Linked DNA regions of Homo sapiens: region 2 is linked to region 1. A link is a loop called in an ENCODE intact Hi-C map of the cell type or tissue named here. Cell type or tissue: mammary epithelial cell. All regions are shown on one strand.

Region 1 (2,500 bases):
CCAGGGGCAAGAGCCAGGTGTGTAGGGGCCGCACCATCTCGGCTGGCGTAAATCCACTCTATGCTCTTCGCAGCTGATGCATTTCTCAGAATGCATCCCTGTTGTTAAGGACACAGGACTGTCCTGCCACCCCACAGGGCTGATTTGCTGAGGGTCACAGGAGAGATTCTCACGGCTGGCCCAGAGCATGAGCTCCAGGGCCCTCACTGTTGTCATCTGCACAAGTGTTAAGTGCCACGTCCCCGCTGGGCCCGGTAGGCAGTGGTGGGCGGTGACTGAAGGATCCAGTCTAGACAGACAACCATGTTAATTCGCAGAGCTCAGGCCAGGACAGTGGGGCGGTGAGGGCCTTGGTTTCTGGGGTTTACGGTGGGGTTGGAGGCTGGGTCTCCAAGGGCCTCTTTCCCTGGTGTGTGATTTTTCAAAGAATCCAGGACAGAGTTAAACAGGCAGGTGCAGTCCCTGAGGACAGATGGCAGGATGTGGCTGGGGGGTTCAGAGGAGAGCTGGGGGCTGGGTGGAGTGAGAGGGGCAGAGCTCTCGGGATGAGTGGGTGGTGCTGGGAGACGAGCAGGGTCAGAGATCTGGAGAGGGGCGGAAAGAGGTTGCAGGCCTGGTTCAGCTGCCCCAATTCCACATAAAAACAGTCAGGGCTCGGTCCTCGGCCTCAGTTTCCCCCTCTGTAAACGTGGAAATGGTCCCTCCCTGTGGTGGCGCGGGGGACGGGGCCTCAGCTCCCCGGGCTCAGGAGATACCGCCTGGACCCGGGCAGCTTAAACACCCCTTCCCCTTCCACGAGGACCGAGTCCGAGGCCTGAGCCGGGCCGGGCTGTCTGCTGCAGGGCGGCGTCGAGACTTGGGGTGGGAGCCCCCGGAGGAGGAAGAGACGAACCGGGAGCCAGAGGGAGCCGGGTACACCGCGGGACTCACGGGGCGCCCCGGGGCCGGGAATCTAGCTACGGAATCCGGTCGGTAGGTGGCGCCGCGAGGCTGCAGTTGGGTTTCCGTCGCCCAGGCCGAGGGTGGTGCGGAGCCGGGACCCGCGGGGCTTCAGCGTCCCCCGTGGCCGTTCCCACCGCCGTCGGTCCGCGGAGATCCCAGGTGTTTTTAGGGCACCCAGGTTCACACCCCGTTGGGCCAAGACCGAGAGCGACGCGCGGGCACCGGACGGGGTGCGAACCCGGGGCGGACGGGCCCCCTGCCCCACCCCCTACTCCCGATCCCCGCAGCTGCCACCGCTGGGCCTCGGCTGCGAAGGCTCCAGAAACGGGTCCCCCGTACCCTCGGGCCTTCCCAGCCGCGCGGGCGTGCGAGGGAGCCGAGGTCCGGGAGGCCGCTAGGGCGGGGGCCCCGGCGTGGAAGGATCGCGCTCTGGGCTGTGTCCGTCGGCCGTGTGCGTGCGCGGAGGCCGTGGGCGCGGCCGGCAGGGGACCCTTCCTTTGTTCTCGCACTTCCTTCTCTGCGGGCCCTGGTCAGGGAGGACGCAAGGCCCAGGCTGCGAGCTGTGCCCGTGGGGACGCAAGCGACGGTGGGTAGGGACAGGCAGGCGCCCCTTCCTCCCGCTCAGCATCCAGCCTTCGGGCTCCCTGGCTGCTTTCCCGAGGGCAGCCTTGGCTGGGAAATGTCACCCTCCCCGGGGGAAGGAAGGGGAGCCGCGTGTGCGCGTCTTCCATGCGTCCTCCTGAGACCACGCCGCGCCCGGAGAAAGCCCTTTGATCCCCTCGCTATCTTTTCTTTTTCTTTTCTTTCTTCTTTTTTCTTTTTTTGAGACGGAGTCTCGCTCTGTTGCCCAGGCTGCAGTGCAGTGGCACGATTTCGGCTCACTGCAACCTCCGCCTCCCGGGTTCAAGCGATTGTCCTGCCTCAGCCTCCCGAGTAGCTGGGATTACAGGCGCCTGCCACCACGCCCAACTAATTTTGTATTTTTAGTAGAGACAGGGTTTCACCATGTTGGCCAGGCTGGTCTCAAACTCCTGGCCTCAGATGATCCGCCCACCTTGACCTCCCAAAGTGCTGGAATTACAGGCGTGAGCCACCGCGCCCGGACCCCCTCGCTATCGTGGATGCGGAACCTGCTCCAAGTCGCGCAGCTGGAAAGGGGCATCGGAGCCTCTGGGGGACGTCCCTGACTCGAGGCCGGGCCGATTTAGGGGGTGGAGGGTCGGATCGACTTCCCCCAAACCAGCCACCCCAGGGAGCCCCTGGAGGGGGCGAGCTGCCTGTGCCTGGAGGTGGGGACCATAGGTCCTTCCCAGCCCAAGGGCTCCCAGAATCCACACAGCAAGCGAGGCCCAGGGCTGGGAGGCGCCCTGGAGGGTGGGTTGGGAGAGGAGGTTCAGAGATGAGCGAGGCCCCACCCCGGCCAGGGAAGTCCCGTCCAGCAGAGCAGGTGGGACTTGTGGCTCATACCCGACGATGTGATCAGAGGAGGAGGGGGCAGGAAAGGTGGCCTTACAGGAGCCAGAGCTTGGGGGCCCAGACACACACCACACACACAGAC
Region 2 (2,500 bases), 410 kb after region 1:
ATAAATTTCAATTACATTTTTCTAATTGTATCTTAAGATTTAAGAGATACTAACAATGGACTTTAGTTGAAAGAAAGAATCTTTTTTAAAGGAAAGGATTAATATAGGGGATTAATTTTTAAAAATGGAAATGAAGACAAGATCATATTAATTGTGTTATTTTTTACTTTTCTGTAGTAACTAACTTGTTGGTAGTATTTCATGGTAAGATTTGTTATTGTCTAAATAAAGAAATCTATTTGGTTTTCCCAGATCTCAAAGATGCTACTATTTCTTACCGAATTTATTGCTTAACTCATTTGAAGATTAGTTTCATTTTATCACCAATTGTTGCTCTGGTGGTTCCCCTGTGAAACACAGTGAAATAATTCAAGGATTCTCAAATTTGAGAAATTTTGAAATTAGCTCTGTCCACTATATAGTTTTAAAAAGTACAAATTATTTGTTTCAAGTTACTATTCATTCTTGACTGTATTGTTGTTTTACCCCTTAAAGGCTGCTAATGAGAAATAGAGCCTCATTATGATTTTAAGGATGAGAGAGGAAGGCTTTTAATTAATGATATGTAAATGGTCTTGAATTGATTATGTTAGAATATCAAGAGAGATGGGTAGAAGCTGTGGTGTAATATATTTTAATTAAGAATTAATTAAAAATGATGGCAATTTCATAAAGCCTCACAGAAAATAGTGGAATTTACTTTCTGTCAGGAGTAAATTAGCCTGTGATTAAATAAAGGGCCTGCATTAATAGTGGAGTTATTTTTAAACTGTGCTATGAAGAATTATGTAATTTTTCCTAAATAAGTAAAATTAAAATTTAATATTTAAAGGTGGGTAGTAAATGGTGGCAGAGAGCTAACTTATTTTTATGACTCAAATATATTGTTTCTTCTTTATAAAATTTTGTGTAAATATTTTTAACCTCAGCATATACAGCATATAGCTTTAAAAGAATGGACTTTGTCTGTTCTATTGCCCATTTGGCATTGGGGATAAGGAATGCTCTTACACGTAGCCATGGCAGTGGTTTTCCTCTTGTACACAAGATCTGGGAAAGATCTTTACTGATGACTGAAAATTATTTTTAAAGGAGGTACTCTTCTTTTTTTCCCTGTTCTCCAGAGTTTAAAAACGTTTCTTCCTTAGATGTGGTTTTTCATTGTAAATAATACTCTTTCTTTAGAAACTCTAAAATGTGTATATTTCTTTACGTTGAAACCTGAAATTTCCCTGAGCATACCGTTTATTCAGACTCAGACTACACTATTTTTATAAACATTTTTTTCCACTAGTTTAGAGAAATGTTTTAAAAGGAAACTTGTCTTTGAGTTCAACTTGGATTGTAATTTGAATGTAGAAGAAAGGCTGCATAATCCAATCAAAGCATATATTTCATTAATGTTTTTTGTACATTAATACAGGGTATCTCAGTATAGTAGCTTATTATATTGAGTTATTATTTAAAACCCCACATAATACATTATGATACCCTCAACCTTAATTCAGTACTTCATACTTGTGAAACACCCCATAATGAGTAGTTGAATTTTGGGATTTTATGGATCATCCATATCAATAGTTATATAACTTGTGGGGTTTTTTAGTTTTTTTGTTTTGTTTGCTAAGTAGCTAAAAAAAAAAAAAAGATGTGAGTTTTACTTTGTCAGAACCTCCCACCATTCATTAATTCTCCTAACTCACCTATGTTTGCCTATTTAGCAAGTATGCCTCTTGTATGTGTAAGTTTGTGGTATGGTCATATTTGATGACGCTTCTGTGGTTCTTGAAACTCCAAAATACAGTTGTGGGAAAAGTGGAGAAACGAACATTCTCTGGTTCCCTCTGCAAATGCTGACCATTGCTGTTGATTATTGACATTTTCAAATTTACTTCAGTCACTGTAATATATAAAAATAAGCATCACAAATAAAAGTTGTCATGACCCTGTGAGGAAATTGTTGTTGATGTGCTATTTAACTTTTATTTACCTGTACATGCTGCTCAGAAAATGGTTTTTATGTACCAGTGTGTGTTATGCTGTTCATTGAAGTATTACCATAGCAACAGTAATATCTCTTGCTTTCATCTTAATGCTGATTTCAAGATACAAAGATAGTTTTTAAAAGACTGAATTTAACATATATAATGTTAATATGGTCCTTTTTAAGGAGGATAAATTACTTTTTTTTTTGGTAATAGTGTTAAATAAAGTTTTAAAGGCTAAATAGTCTGTTAGTGCCTCAATGAAATTTCTGTGTTAGCTACTTTGGATCAGTCTCCTTTTTTAAAAAAAGAAAGAAAGAAAGATTAAAAAAGAATTCTGTATGTTTTTATCTTGGGGTTTAGAAGACAGAAAAGAATGGTTAAGAGAAGGAAGTACAGATCCAATGGGAAACAGTTAAAAGATTTGGAACGTGTTTTGACTAGAGAAAAGTAGGCTAGGCTGGGCGCGGTGGCTCATGTCTGTAATCCCAGCACTTTGGGAGGCTGAGGTGGGT

Evidence for each region. A loop is a pair of places that touch in the nucleus more often than their neighbours do. Peaks named below come from ENCODE experiments on the same cell type or tissue, not always from the same donor. Only the 100,000 strongest peaks of a DNase experiment are listed, where the experiment ranks them.
Region 2: it touches region 1 in a loop (10-fold over the local background); 2 of 110 quality-filtered maps call a loop at or near these places.

The regions. Positions count from the first base shown.
Region 1 is chr9:125,407,173-125,409,672 of GRCh38, forward strand. No RefSeq gene overlaps it. Among named protein-coding and RNA genes, the nearest start is that of GAPVD1, 150 kb to the left of the region's middle. RefSeq lists enhancers at 523-1,117, 2,320-2,369 and a silencer at 970-1,279. In mammary epithelial cell, a CTCF peak has its summit at 976 (motif pointing right); no DNase peak of the experiment used is centred here; H3K4me3 peaks cover 1,031 bases.
Region 2 is chr9:125,821,351-125,823,850 of GRCh38, forward strand. All of the region lies in intron 2 of PBX3 (PBX homeobox 3), which reads left to right. Among named protein-coding and RNA genes, the nearest start is that of PBX3, 75 kb to the left of the region's middle. In mammary epithelial cell, no CTCF peak of the experiment used is centred here; no DNase peak of the experiment used is centred here; H3K27ac peaks cover 429 bases.